2 separate regions of the Homo sapiens genome follow, and region 2 is linked to region 1. A link is an interaction called in ENCODE POLR2A ChIA-PET data of the cell type or tissue named here. Cell type or tissue: PC-9. All regions are shown on one strand.

Region 1 (8,000 bases):
TCAATTCAAATTAGATTGTTATAACTTTTGGATGTTGAGTGTAATACCTATGGTAACCACCAATAAAATATCTATAGAATATACACAAAAGGAAATGAGAGGGGAATCAAACGTTTCATGATAAAAAAATCAACTAACACTAACACAAAAAAGCAGTAATGGCAGAAATGAAGATTTAAAAAGCATATAAAACACAAATAGAGAAGTGACAGATATAAATCCCACCTTATCAATAATTACTTTAAATCTAAATGGTTTAAACTCTCCAATCTAAAGACAGAAAGGAGTCAAGGTTAAACTCTCCAATCTAAAGACAGAAAGGAGTCAAGTCCGGGCACAGTGGCTCATGCCTATAATCCCAGCACTCTGGAAGGTCAACGCAGGCGGATTGCTTGATGGGACCGCATGCCTGTGGTCCCAGCTACTCTGGAGGCTGAGAAAGAGAATCGCTTCAACCCATGAGACAGAGACTGCGGTGAGCCAAGACTGCGCCACTGCACTCCAGCCTGGGCAACAGAGTGAGACTCTGTCTCAAAAAATAAAATAAAATAAAATAAAATAAAGGCGTCAAGTGTGGTGTTGCACACCTGTAGTCCCAGCTACTTTGAGAGGCTGAGGCGAGAAGACCACTTGAGCTCAGGAGTTCCAGCTTCAGTGAGCTGTGATCATGCCACTACAATCCAGCCTGGGCAACAGAGTGAGACCCTGTCTCTAAAAATATATTTAATTTTTAAAAAGAAAGGGAAAATTAATTTTAAACACACACACACAATCCACATGCTCCAACTAAATGCTGTCTACAAGAGAATCACTTGACATCCAAAGACACAAATAGATTGAAAATAAAAGGTTAGAGGCCGGGCGTGGTGGCTCACGCCTGTAATCCCAGCACTTTGGGAGGCTGAGGTGGGCGGATCATGAGGTCAGGAGATCGAGACCATCCTAGCTAACATGGTGAAACCCTGTCTCTACTAAAAATACAAAAAAATTAGCCGGGTGTGGTGGCACGCACCTGTAGTCCCAGCTACTCGGGAGGCTGAGGCAGGAGAATGGCGTGAACCCGGGAGGCGGAGCTTGCAGTGAGCCGAGATCACGCCACTGCACTCCAGCCTGGGTGACAGAGCGAGACTCTGTCTCAAAAAAAAAAAAAAGAAAAGAAAAGAAAAGGTTAGGAAAAGGGCCAGGTACAGTGGCTTACAACCGCAGTACTTTGGGAGACCAAAGATAGCTTGAGGCCAGGAGTCCAAGAGCAGCCTGAGGAACATAGCAAGGCGCGGTCTCTACAAAAAAATTTTTTTTTCAATAATTCAAGGAAAAAGGGCTGGACACAGTGGCTCACGCCTGTAGTCCCAGCACTTTGGGAGGCCGAGGTGGGAGGTCAGGAGTTTGAGACCAGCCTGGCCAACATGGTAAAACCCCATCTCTACTAAAAATACAAAAATTAACTGGGCATGGTGGCGTGCACCTGTAATCCCAGCTACTTGGGAGGCTGAGGCAGGAGAATGGCTTGAACCCAGGAGGTGGAGGTTGCAGTGAGCCGAGATTGCCACTGCACTTCAGCCTGGGCGACAGAGCAAGACTCTGTCACAGAAAATAATAATAATTTACAAAAAGTAGCTGGGCATGGTGGCAGGCGCCCATAATCCCAGCTACTCCAGAGCTGAGGCAGGAGAATCACTTGAACCCGGGAGGCGAAGGTGGCAGTGAGCTGAGATGGCACCACTGCACTCCAGCCTGGGTGACACAGTGAGACTCCCTCGCAAATAATAATAATAATAATAATAATAATAATTTAATGAAAAAAGATATAACATGCAAATAGTTACTGAAAAAGAGCTGATGTAGTTATACTACCATTAGACAAAATAGATTTTAAAATTTGAAAAGGTTATAAGAGACAAAGACATTATATATTAATAAAAGGCTCATTACAACAAGATTATATAAAAATTATAGGCATTTACCTCGCTAGGAACAGACTCTCAAAATACATGAAGCAAAAATGGACAGAATTAAAAGGAGAAATAAACAGTTCTACAATAATAGTGGGAGACTACAATACCCCATTTTCAGTAACGGGGAGAAGAATCAGATAGAAGATAAGTGAGGAAATAGAGGAACTAAGCATCATAATAAACCAGCTATACTTAAAAGACATATACAGAACATTCCACCCAGCAAGAGCAGAATACACATTCTTCTCTAAAGCACATGAGGTATTCACCAGACTGTATGCCACAATTCAAGTTTCATAATATTTTACAAGATAGATATCATACAAAGTATCTTCTCGGACCACACAGATGAAGTTATAAATTAATAACAGAAGGAAAACTGGAAAAGTCACAAATATCTGAAAGTTAAACAACACTCTTAACAACTGGGTCAAAGAAGAAATCAAGGTCAGGCACGGTGGCTCACACCTGTAATCCCAGCACTTTGGGAGGCCAAGGCGGGTGGATCACCTGAGGTCGGGAGTTCGACACCAGCCTGACCAACACGGAGAAACCACGTCTCCATATCTCTAAATATCAAATTAGCCCGGTGTGGTGGCGCATGCCTGTAATCCCAGCTACTTTAGAGACGGAGGCAGGAGAACCGCTTGAACCCAGGAGGCGGAGGTTGCGGTGAGCCGAGATCACACCATTGCACTCCAGCCTGGGCAACAAGAGCGAAACTCCATCTCAAAAAAAAGAAAAAAAAAGAAGAAGAAATCAAAAGGGAAATTAGAAAATACTTAGAAATGAATGAAAATAACACAACATACAAAAACTTATGAGCTGTAGTGAAAACAGTGATCAAAGTGAAATGTATAGTTGTAAATAACTACATTAAAAAGAGGGAAAGGCTGGGAGCAGTGGCTCACACATGTAATCCCAGCACTTTGGGAGGCTGAGGAGGGTGGATCACTTTAACTCCAGAGTTCAAGACCATCAAGTTTTACACTTACAAATGATTAAAGTAATAAACATTACGCATGTTTTACCTCAATAAAAAGCCCCTCACCACCACCAAAAACGAAAAGAATGGTCAAAAACCAGTAAACTGGATTGGCAAGGAAAAGAACTCTAGAAGGATCCTCAAGTTTTCCGGTCTGGATAGGAGATGAGATGAACTTGAGATCATTAAAAGGTACTTTCACATCAGGACAGCTGGAGATCTCGTCCATGTAGCTGCCTGGGTTGTGAATGGTCAGCATGAAGTAGGTAACGGAAGCCATGGGAGTGCAAGAGTTTGCCCTAGGAAGAACTCCAAGGCAAGAACCCTGAAAAACACATCCAAAAGTGAGGGGAGAGCTTTCTGCTCTTCGGGCTCCCGCGCGACGAGTCTACACCCCTAGGCTAAAAAGACTTACCAAAGTTTAAGTGCAGAGGAGCCCTTCAGGCCCAAGGAGGCAGCGGACCGTCTAGGCCCAGCTACAGAAGAGCCGCTGAGACGGGGGTCCCGAGCAGCGGGTCCCTGCGAGGCGCACAGGGCCTGAGCCACAGACGCTTACGAGCTAAGGCACCTCGGGGTAGTAGGCAGTGAAGCTAGTGCCCAGAGTACGGTGCCCTCCGTCTGCGCCCCGCCCACAACGCAGAAATTCCCTCTCGGGGCCCCTGTTGTCCTCCGAGCCTTCCGATTGGCGGAGAGGACCATGGGACCTGGAAGTTGTCTTTGTCCGGCCAGGGCTGCCCTTCCGGTTCCGTTGGGTCCCCCTTTGGCTCGGGTTCCTTGCCCCTCCCCCTTCCCGGAGCCCCGAGGGGCCGGAGCTCCTGGCGGTGCCGGATCCTGACGGCGGCCTTCCCCCGGGTCTGTAAGTGCGGAGACGGCCGGAGCGGCGGGCTGGGGTGCGGGGTGTCTCAAAATGGAACCCCCCTGGGGCCCTGGATCAACCGGGACCTGCACTGGGATGGGAGCCGAGAGGCTGGCCTAGGCCCCTGGGGACTTGAGGAGCCCTTGGCCCGGCCCACGCTGCGCCCCGCCCCTTTCCCTTCCCTGTGACTGGAGTGGGGAGCCTGAGGATGCCCCTGGGACCGCCTCATAGGACCCCAGCTGAGGGCCCAGCAGTTGGCTTGGGGGCCTGACTCTGGCATCTTATAAGAAGTGCCAGAGGTGAGGCCCTAAGAAAACGAGCCTCGGGAGCCAGCCCAAGACCAGGCATTCAGTGCCAGTCTTTGAGAACCACTGTGAGTGCTAGGTTACCCTTTTGCTGGGGTTTTCCCCTATTTGGCCACTGGTCGCAGCACCTTTTATATTACTGGCGCTATACCAGACACTGGAGATTGGCAAGATATTGTTCCAGTTTTCGGGATTAAGTTTGGGAGCCAGATCTGAACAAATAAGTACTCCTATGTGTATATATATGTATGTATGTATCAGTCACATATGTGTTAATTGCTCAAGGGGCCGTTGCTGAGAAGGCTTTAGAAAGAAAGTGATGTCTGAATTGTACTTGGAGAGAGTAAAGTGTTGAAGAGTTTTTCAGGGAAGACAGTTGCAATACTGTGGAGAAATGACTGAGCATAACTTGTGTGGGAAGAGGAGGAAATGGGGGGACTCCTATGCACAGAATGGATATGAGACTGGGAAAGTCGACCGAGGTCCAGATGGTGAATGGTGTAATCCTAAAGGAGATGGGTAGTTTTTTGAAGAGTTCGGAACAGAATATTGATATGGTCAGATTTGCACTGCAGGAAATCATTTTGTTCTGTAGAAAGCCCATAGAGAAGGGACTTTCTATTAACTGCATTTAGACATTTAGCTAAAAGTTAGGAACGCTTATCGGAGATTCTTTTGAAGGGGTAATGGGATCAGCCTAGTGAGAGGCAAAAAATTCCTGAAATAAGTTATAATGGTGTCATTGGTAAGGAGACAAATATACTGGAGATGATTATGTCAAGACTCCATAATTAACTGAATGCTGAAGAAGTGTGAGGGACCAAATCTAATTCTTAGGTTTTAGACCTCTGAGCTGAAGGATGGTAATGCCATTATCAGAAATAAAGCCATAAGCTTAGTGTAGATTATGAATTCATTTTTTGGACATGTTGAATTAAAGGTCTAATGAGACAGACACATAGAGCTGTCCAGCATGGAGTTGGAAATGCAAATCTTTAGCTCAGCCTAAACATTGTAGCTAGAGGTAAAAGTTTGAGTTATCAGCATAGAAGTGGAAACCATGGCAATAGCTGGCATCAGGAAGAGAATTTTGAAAAATAAGGAAATTTGGGGGGGGAGGGTAATGCTTGCATTTATGAAGCAGAAAGAGGAATTGGAGCTAGTAGTAGTCAGCAGTAGGCAATAAAGTGTAGGAGTGCAGGGTTACAGCAAGCAAGAAGACCCAGAAATCAAGAGAAGGGAATTTCGAGGAGAGACCACTGGATCAATTCATGCAGAGCATCTGGAGACTTGGGGGAGGGGAGAGTATTGCATTTCTTTATGAAGAGGTCATTAGTGACCTTTTAAAAAGCAATTTAGTACAGTGATGAGGTGATACTCTATGAAATATTAGGTACCTCAGCTGGTTTGGTGTTAAATGGGAATAAGGATAGGACACATTTAAAGCATTTCACAAAGAAAATTGACAGGCTTTATTTGTATACCTAACACATGCTTATAGGGTACATACCAGACACTGTTCTAAGCTCTTTAAAAAATTAAATCATTTATTTTCCATAACAACCCTATGAAATAAATTACTATTGATAGATGGGAATATTGAAGCAGAGTGGTTTGAGTTTACACAGAAAGTAGTTGAGCAGGGTTTTGATCCTAGGAAATACGGCTCCAGAGTCCATGGTTTTACCCACTGCTCTATGCAGTGACTGAATATAGGAGCCAAAGGAGTGGGAAACATTTAAGCAAAGAGAGGCTCATTGATAAGAATGGAGAGGCTTGGAAAGAGACCCAGGTTGAGAAGAAGGTAAGTAAAGGATTTATGTTTGATATGTTTTTTATTTCTTTCTTCCTAAGTCCGTTTCCACTCTCTGCCCATTTAGGTTAATTTCTTCCACTTTCATGCTTTCATTTATCACTTACCATCTGTAATCAGATCTTTTCTTCATATCCATCCAGCTCATGAATCCTCACCTTGATGTCATGCAGGCTTCTCTGGCTCAAGACCAGACTCATGATCATGCCCTCCAATATTCCCTGCTTTGCTGAATGACATTCATCAAAGATATCCAGTTACAGAAACCAAATATCTTGGAGTCATCTTGACCCTTTCCCCACATTGGTCACCAAGCCCATCAGTTCTTTGTTGGAAATGTCTCTCAAATCTGTTTCCCCTCTCCATCCATATTATTGTTGTCTCTCTTCAGGCCCATGCCATTCTGTCTTGATCTGTTTAGAGTAATCACATACTAAAATGCTTCCTTGTACTTTTCTCCAAGCCATTCTCCATAAGAAATTTTTTTGGCTTATTGAAGTTTAGACAGTGCATGAGTGCAGGCATCATGCATTTCAAGTGATAGGGAAATAGCCTAGAACAGGTATTTTTGAGTACCTTGAATTGAGATTTAGTTTGGTTAAGTTTGGCCATGGGGATTGGGATTTAGGGATTGTTAACATAGGGAGGTAATAAAACATTGAGAAACAGAAGACAGGCTTTTTGAAAAAAATAGCAAAAAATTGGAGACTTAGCTTTGAAAGAGATACTTACCCTTATACAATTTAGTGAAGCCTCAAAGAACAGACCAGCAAAACAATGGTGGAAAACAGTTCAATAGTTAAGTAATTTGCCCACTTCCACATAACAGTTCAAAAAAAAGAACTAGGCCGGGCGTGGTGTCTCACGCCTGTAATCCCAGCACTTTGGGAGGTGGGAGGCTGAGGCATGAGAATCACTTGAACCTGGGAGGCTGAGGTTGCGGTGAGCCGAGATCACACCACTGCACTCCAGCCTGGGCAACAGAGCGAGACTTGGTCTCAAAAAATGAAAAAAAATCAAAAGAAGAATTAAATCTATATTCATCAACATAAATTGCTTTCAAAAACAATGAGTGAAAAAAGTAAGTTGCAAAACAATATGTATAGTTTATGTATAAGAAACTTAATTACGTTATACTTTTGTGGCTAGACATATAGAAGTATTGTTTTTAAAATGCCAGGAGGGGCCGGGCACAGCGGTTCATGCCTATAATCCCAGCACATTGGGAGGCCGAGGCGGATGGATCACTTGAGGTCAGGAGTTCAAGAACAGCCTGGCCAACATGGTGAAACCCCATCTCTACTAAAAATGCAAAAATTATCCGGGCTTGGTGGTGCATGCCTGTAATCCTAGCTACTCAGGAGGCTGAGGCAGGAGAATTGCTTGAACTCGGAGGTGGAGGTTGCAGTGAGCCAAGATTGCACCACTGCACTCAAGCCTGGGCAACAGAGCAAGACTCCGTTTCAAAAAATAATAAATAAATATATAAATAAATAAACAAAATGCAAGGAGGGAGAGTCAGGAAGGATCAAACTTAAACTGAATACTGAGTGGTAGGCAGTTGAGAAGGGGAATTACATCTAAAATCTTCAAAAATTTTTCAAGAAGAATACATTCTGTATATATTACTTAAAAGTTGAAACAAAAGCTTGATAACTTGGAGAGTATCGTGTCATGAAAGTTACCTAAAAGAAGAACAAGATTAAGGTTTATAGAGAGAAAGGCTGTAGTATAATACAGCCTCTTTAGAAAAAGAACATACCATGTCAATGAGGGACAAAGATTTCCAAGTAGTTTTGAGTGGTAAGTTGAAAGATAAGGGCACTTTTATGAGACAGGTGAGGAAGCAAACTGATACCTAGCTTAAGAATTTATTATACAGATAGAAAAATTTTACTTGCCAGTAGTTATTAGAAGCATTTGAGAAAAGAAACTATTTTCTCACTGCCTGTAGTATAGCAATTTACATTGTCCCACCTGGAATATTCAGTAATTAGTCATTTTTTACTATCCTCATTTGAACAAAGGGAAAATTTCAAATTAGTTATAATTGTGGAAGGATTGTATAAATATAAATGAAGAGGAA
Region 2 (8,000 bases), 630 kb after region 1:
GGTTTCGCCATGTTGGCCAGGCTGGTCACGAACTCCTGATCTTAAGTGATCTGCCTGCCTCGGCCTCCCAGAGTGCTGGGATTACAGGCGTCAGCCACCGCATCCGGCCTGACCCCATCTTAAAAAAAAAAAAAAAAAAAGACTAAAACAGTACATTTTAAAAATGCATATTTTACATTAAAATAAGAAGAAACTTGATCAGATTTGTAGTTTGTGTAGACAGCAATATACAAACCAGATCTAAATACATGGCAAGAGTCTGACCAGGAGCCTTTAGGCAGGTAGACAGGGAGCTCAGGACCCACCCTGTTGCAGTTTCTTGGCTGGGTGAGGAAGCCTTTTCCGCTAGGGTCAGAGAGCCTCTAGCACAAGGCAGGGGTTTTGGCTGAGCTGGCAGGGTCATACTTTGTTTGTACAAGCTCCACCAGGCAGATCTTCCAGTAACATCCTGGATGGGGGCCTTCCTGAAAAATTCCTTGAGCATGTTCCTATGAACAATAAGCAGAGGGCATGCCCCACTGCTAACTCACACAACAGAGAATCCCACTGACTGAAATGATACTTCCTATTGTTTCAATGAGAATGCAACACATGTACAAAGCTATACACCAGGTGCATATCAGAGGAAGCCAGGCTCAGCTCAGGTAATGACAGCAAAAAAGTTGTTAATGCAACAGACACTCAACTTCAGAAGGCTCTTTGGACACTTGAAGGGGGCTTTAAAATGTAGAAAGGACACGGTTTAGGGCCAAAAAGACCTAAGCTGAAATCCCAGCTCTGCCACTTGTTAGCTTCAGAATTTTGAGTATGCTATTCAGCCTCTCCAAACTCAGTTTTCTCCTACATAAAATGGGAGTAAGAATATTACAAAGAGGGTGGAAGGGAGGATTAAATGAAATAATGGGGGATAAGTACTTGGCGTGCTGTCAATATGTATGCATTGTAAGAGCTCAACAAAGGATAGCTGAGTAAATTATTCTTACTACAGAATCTCCAGGACTTCTCTCCTGGGGAGAATAGGATGCGAGTGGTGAGAGAGAAAATGGTCACAAAGGATTTAGCCACTTGGTGCTTAGGCAACTGAGCAGATAGTGAGCAGAGAGAAACAGAATGGGAACAGAGGAGAGCAGAAGGCAATGGGGAAAGCAGGGGACAGGAATTCTGCTCCAGCAGCTGTGGGGAGCAGGCTAAGGGAGAAGGAAGCTGCACTTTCAAGGAATGGCCTATCAAGATACATTCCTGACATTGCCACTGACAGAAACCTTGCCACCTCCTCCCTGGGCTTCCGGGACTCCCCCCTACAGGAGCATGGGCCTGAAATCAGCAGCACCACGTTCCTGCTTCACTGTTTGCCAGTGGGAGCTGCCCCATGCCTTGGGGCTGCCGGTCCTGACGGAAATGTTTTTGTTTGTGTAGCCCAGCCAGATTTCCTATGCTTCTAGGGACACCACCCTCGCCTCATCCCACTAGCCTGTTTTACGTACATTAATGTCTCATAAAGACATTAGATCTTCTGTAGGTGTCCCTTTAGCCCAAGGAAATCATACATTTTGGAAGGACTTCTAATACCAGTAGTAATTTTGGTTCTCTCTGGGGACACAACTGGGCACCTGCTTTCAAAGGACCATTCTGTGACTGATGCCTGGTTAAACCAGACATACCATTCTGAAATACAGCCCAGCCTGACCAAATGAGAAAGGAGGTTAAGGTCGGGGTCACAGCTCCACATTCCCAGCTGAGTGGTCTTAAGTCACTTGTCTTCTCTTTCCCTGTCGCCACAGAAGGATGGAAACCCAAGTTTTGGGGTGAGTAGACATAACTCTTGCCTCAGCTCCATCATACATGCGAAAAAGCACAAGTTTGGTGGTCAAAGCAAACCTGATTTCCAATTCCAGCTCTGACACTTACAAGTTGAGTACCTGTGGACTTTAATTTTTCCTCTCTGAACGCAAGGTTGTCAGGTGAAGCACTTAAGAGAACGGGCTCTGAAGTCAGACTGTTGGGGCTTGAGGTCCAGATCTATCAGTTTTTAGCTTTGTGGCCCTGGGCAAGTTATTTCACCTCTGCCTCAGTTTTTCCATCTGTCAAATGTGTATAATACCATTTACTTCACTGTTCTCCTCTGTTCCCATTCGGTCCCTCTTACAACAACTTAATTATTGTGAGGATTAAACAAGCTAATAAATGTGCTGGTACATGGGATGTACTCAATACACATTATCTGTTATTTCCTCAACTGTCAAGTGCAGGGGGATGAGGGAGGCCATACAGGATTTTTCCACAGTGTTATGAGCAAATGAGAGAAGACAGCTGAAGAACTTTGCATATATAGGTAATAAACTATTTTAAGTTATCAATAATATTATTAATAAAAGTAATTGTGATGTTTCCTACTGGGGGAGAACACAGCATAGTGGCTACAAGCCCAGGCTCTGGAGAAAGACAGCCTGTTCTTTTACTTATTAACTGTGTAACACTGGGCACAAAAAAACCCATTCCTCTGTGACTTAGTTACCTCATCTGTAAGATAGAGATAACATACTGATCTCAAAAGTTGTTACGAGTATATTAGCTAATACATAAATGGCACCTGGAACAACAGTTGGCACAATGTTCCAGAAACAATGATTACATTATTGCATACTTACTACATGCTAGGCTCTGTTTGAGGGCCTAGGAATACAGCAATGAACAAAACTGACAAAGCTCTTCCTCTCTCCTCTCAAAGCACTCACATTCTAGTGAAAGAGAGACAGACACAGTAAACAATTAAGTAGATAAAGTGACACAAAGTGTATGAAGAAAATAAAGCAAGAGAAGAAGATAAGGAGAGACCAAATTATTATCACAGCAAGGCCCACTTATATTTGCCCAGCCACCTGACCCCAGTGTCATCTGCTCCCCTTCAGTACTAATAATAATGATAACTGCTACAGAGCCATTTCCCTGTATCAAGCTCTGAGCTGATGCATTCTCCATGCATTAGCTCAGTAAATCTTCATAACATTCCTATGACATTAGTGGTATTAGTACCTGGATTTTACAGATTAGAAAGTGGACAGCCTGGACAACATGGTGAGACCCCATCGTTACAATTTTTTTTTTTTTTTTTTTTGAGATGAGTCTCAGTCTGTCTCCCAGGCTGGAGTGTAGTGGCATAATCTCGGCTCACTGCAAACCTCTGCCTCCCAGGTTCAAGTGATTCTCCTGCCTCAGCCTCCTGAGTAGCTGGGACTATAGGCACGTGCCACCACACCAGGCTAATTTTTGTATTTTTAGTAGAGATGGGGTTTCGCTATGTTGGCCAGGCTGGTCTCGAACTCCTGACCTCTGGTGATCCACCTGCCTCAGCATCCCAAGATGCTGGGATTACAAGTGTGAGAGAGAGTGCCCAGCTACAAAGGTTTTTTTAAAAAATTAGCTGGGCATAGTGGGGCATGCCTGTATTCCCAGCTACTTGAAAGGCTGAGGCCGGAAGATCCTTGAGCCCAGGAATTCGAAGTGGCAGTGAGCTATGATCATGCCACTGCACCCCAGCCCGGGTAACAAAGCAAGACCCTGTCTGGAAAAAAAAAAAAGTGGGAAGTGGGGGTTCAGACAGATCAAGTAACCTGCCCAAGGTCACACAACAAGTTCTTGGCAGACACAGGATTTGAGTCCAGTATAGCCTGACTCCTAAATTCCAGGCCTTCTGCTCTATTTCCTCTCTTGTTGGTGCTAGACAAATCTAGCAACTATTCTTACCAGTGGTGGTAATAACAGTACTACTCTCACATTAAGACCGGCTTAGATATATAATTCATGCTACTCCCCAACACGTCCAAGAGCAGTAAGGAGAAAGAAGAGAGGGAATTTATGGAGGAATGCAATGGAATAGTGATCTGATCTGTGGTAGTCAACCGGTAGGTACCATAAATAGGTGCATGATACAAGGCATGGAGAAGAGAGGAGGGGCAGAGACAAGAGTAGCCTGTCCTTTTGGGTGCAATTTTTGCATAAGTGTTGGTGGCAACTTGCTCTTCAGCCTATCCTACGCTTTCGATTCTTGACTGAACATCCTTGTGTGTTTCAATTGGTACATCTACGCTGGGAAGGAGCCCCATTCCACACACTTGGGACCTGCAATAGCAAGATGCACTCCTAAAAAGCCACAGGCCAGGTGGGAAGCAACACTGAGCAGAAGACAGGTGTTCAAAAACTGCATGAAGGCTTACCCAGGCCTGGAAAGTAGAAAGAAACAGTGTACTGGAACAAACCAGGAGAATGAATGACTCTGCAAATGCAGCAATGGCAAGCAGGCAGTGGGAATAAAAAGGCTAAAGAAGCAGCTGCAGTTGCTCAAATGCAGTTTGTGGCTGCCCCAGCCCAAGTCAGGTCATGAGGCATTCATCTTTGAGAGTTTTTTTCTTTCAATATCCCTAAAGGGTGTGTGTGTGTGTGTGTGTGTGTGTGTGTGTGTGTGTTAGAAAAGGGTATTACCAGTATTTCCTGGAATGTACAAACTACAGACACTACTCTGTGTGTGTGTGTGTGATGTAGAAAAGGGTATTACCAGTACTTCCTGGAATGTACAAACTATAGACACTACTCTGTAACAAGATCCACAAGGCAATATAGCAGCTAGCACAGGCAGGCCACTGAAAGGAAGTAGGTTTCACGTCGGCAGCCCAAGGAGCAAATGTGATTACATGGCAAGAGCCCGGGCTTTGGAAACAGACAGATTCAAGTTTGAATAACGGCTCCTTCACTTACTAATCTATGACCATGAGCAAGTTACTTAAACTTTCGGATCCCTAGTTTCCTCCTCTGTATTAAATCCATCTCAAAAGGGCATTTCTAGGCAGCCAAAAGAACAATGCGATCACCATGAAAATACGTACACAACTTTCGGAAGCTGAGGTGAGGATTGCTTGAGCCCAGGAGCTCAAGAAAAACCTGGGAAACACTGTGGGACCTCATCTCTACAAAAAATTTAAAAATTAGCCAGGCTTGGTGGCTCATGCCTGTAGTCCCAGCTACTCAGGAGGCTGAGTGGGAGGATCGCTTGAGCCCAGGAGGTTAGGGCCACTAATTGTGATTGTGCCACTGTACTCGAGCCTGAGTGACAAAGTAAAAGCCTGTCTCAAAAAGATAAAATTAAAAAGTACACAAGATATTAAGTCAAAGGGGGAAAAAAACAAGTTGTGGTATTGTAGACATTTCATCCCACTTATGTAAACTAAATATATATATATATATAATATATTTATTTAGGTTTGCATATTCATCTTTTGAAATCTGGAAGGATATACTGACAATGGTTACTTCTGGGAAGAACAACTGGGGAACAATAAATGAACTTTTCGTTATACTTCTGTAGGATCTGAATTTTTGGGATAAACTTATGTTATTTTTGCAATTAAAAAAGATGAAAGCCATGTATCTGATAAGAGTCTAATATCCAGAATATATAAAGAAATCATGTAACACAAGAACAAACAATCCAATTATAAAATGGGCAAAGGACTTGAATAGACATTTTTCTACAGAAGATATACAAATGGCCAACAAGCACATGAAAAGAGCTTAGCACCATCAGTCATCAGGAAAATGCAAATCAAAACCGTAATAAGATACCACTCCACAGCCTCTAGGATGATAATCATAACAAGTGTTGGCAAAGGAATGGAGAAACTGAAATCCTCATATATTGCTAGTGGGAATTTAAAATGTGCAGTCCTTGTGGAAGTTTGGAAGTTCCTCAAAAAGTTAAACATGGAGTTACCATATGACCCAGCAATTAACTGGTCATAAACCACTCCTAGGTTTATATCCAAGAGAATTAAAAGCATGTTCACACAAAAAACTTGCACAATAATGTTCATAGCAGTGGTATTCATTTAACAGCCCCAAAGTAGAAAAAACCCAAATGGCCATCAACTGAGGAAGTGATATATAAAATGTGGTATAGCCATATAATAGAATATTATTTGGCAATAAGAAAGAATGAAGTACTGACACGTGCTACAACGTGAAAGAACCTTGAAAACATTATGCAAATAGAAAGAAGCCAGTCACAAAAGACCACATATCGTGTGACTCCACTTACATAAAATATTCAGAACTAGGAAACCCACAGAGATAGAAAAGTGGATTAGTAATAGCCTACAGCAATCCCTAGGAGAAGGTTCTGCGGTCAAAGTCAGGAGTGACTGCTGGTGGGTAGAGTGTCTTTTTGGGGTGATGAAGAAAATGTCCTAAAATGGATTGTGGTTATAACTGGTTGCACACCTCTATGACTATACAGTACTAAAAACCATTGAGTTGTACACTTTCAATGGGTGAATTATATTTCAATGAAGGTGACAAAAATGCCATATGCCTATCTAGTTCTCAACATTGAACAATACTTGTATCCTAGGTAGAAAGCTTGATGACAGGCAGCACGCCTCACGGCAGTAGAGACAGACAATACTCCCCCATAACAGTTAATAATCACCATGCAGGCCAGGCATGGTCTTATGCCTGTAATCCCAGCATTTTGGGAGGCCAAGGCAGGTGGATCACGTGAGGCCAGGAGTTCAAGAGCAGCCTAGGCAACATGGTGAAACCCCGTCTCTACTAAAAATACAAAAAAAAAAAAAAATTAGCCGGGTGTGGTGGTGCATGTCTGTAGTCCCAGCTACTCAGGAGGCTGAGGCAGGAGGATCACTTGAACCTGGGAGGTGGAGGTTGCAGTGAGCCGAGATCATGCCACTGCACTCCAGCCTGGGCAACAGAGAGAGACTGTATCTCAAAAAGAAAAAAAAAAAAATCACCATGCAGAAAAGTCATAGAATACTCAGTAACAATGGCTAACCTGATCATGACAACTTAAAAAATAGTATTAACTCTCATTTACTGAATTTCTTTCCTTTCTTCACTGGTGTCAGACCTATACTGCTGTCCGAAGGTTATCCCTGTCTACTCCTGTTCTCTTCTCCCCTCTATCCTTCACAGGAGCTTCTCCCAACAAATCTTCACAAAAGTAAATATTCTATGATCCCATTTTTAGGTGAGGAAACCAAGGGTCAGAGAGTTGAAATAAGTAGCCTAAAAGCACAAAGCTCTTTCTACTGGTTTTCTTTTTAGAGTTTTTCTGACTGCCACCTTGGCTCCTGCAGCTGTCAACTGCAGCTCTCCCTAGCTACACAGCTTCCCCTCCACATTTACCTCAGCCTGGGGACCACCCTGCTCTGCCTTACCCAGCTTGCTCTCCCTGGAAAAACCTGGTTATCATTCGTGAGAAACTGCACATCAGCATATGAGGGACGGCGGGGTGGAGGGAATAAACACGTGAGAAAGAATTTAGGCTGAGGAACTATAACTCAAGGCTTTTTTACTGTTATCCAGGACACTCCCTGGTCTCAGTGGCATTCTCCTTCCTATCATCAACTTGGAACAAAGTCTGGGGGAAAGAGCCTAGTCTAGCCATAAAGTCTATCATCCCCAAAAATGCCCAGAGGAAAATGACGATAGCAATTATCTAACGATCTTGAAGCTTTAGGAAGCGGTTCAGTGGGCTGAGAGTGCCAAGGACAGCCAAGGCTTCTTGCCTTTTTCAGGAACGTAAAGAAATTCTCATGCCATAGGCAGGACTAGTCACTAGATTTTCTTATTTGGGATATGCCTTCCAGGAGGTCTTGCTCACACATAACTCATATTCAAAGAACAAACCAAGTGCTTATTAACAATCAAACTACAGTATGCCCAAGCAAGTTAAATTCCAAGATACTTCCAATATAATCACTCAACTCCTCCCATCTGTAAAAATGCAGGAAAAGATAGGGGAAAAAAAGAACATGGGGCTTCAGGAAGGGGGTTAGTGAGGAAGAGAAGGAAGGAGGGCATTAAGGATTAAAAGAGAAATCAGCAAACAGAAATAAAATATTACTTATTAGTTTTACTCCCAAATAATCAGGAAAAGGACATTTCCAAGAACTCCTTAACCAGGAGGATTAGATAATAACAAATACTCTAAG

The links. Peaks named below come from ENCODE experiments on the same cell type or tissue, not always from the same donor. Only the 100,000 strongest peaks of a DNase experiment are listed, where the experiment ranks them.
Region 2: POLR2A ChIA-PET joins it to region 1 with 17 read pairs; 2 of 35 experiments call an interaction of 5 or more read pairs at or near these places.

Annotation. Positions count from the first base shown.
Region 1 is chr9:122,927,233-122,935,232 of GRCh38, reverse strand. It overlaps ZBTB26 (zinc finger and BTB domain containing 26), which reads left to right and starts at 3,721. Exons shown (of 2, transcript NM_020924.4): 1 at 3,721-3,796. It also overlaps a transcript of RABGAP1 not described here. RefSeq lists a silencer at 3,610-3,949. In PC-9, no CTCF peak of the experiment used is centred here; DNase peaks (open chromatin) are centred at 3,168, 3,612 and 3,992; H3K4me3 peaks cover 3,258 bases; H3K27ac peaks cover 2,498 bases.
Region 2 is chr9:122,300,526-122,308,525 of GRCh38, reverse strand. The region is part of intron 5 of MRRF (mitochondrial ribosome recycling factor); the gene reads right to left. Among named protein-coding and RNA genes, the nearest start is that of MRRF, 40 kb to the right of the region's middle. In PC-9, no CTCF peak of the experiment used is centred here; no DNase peak of the experiment used is centred here.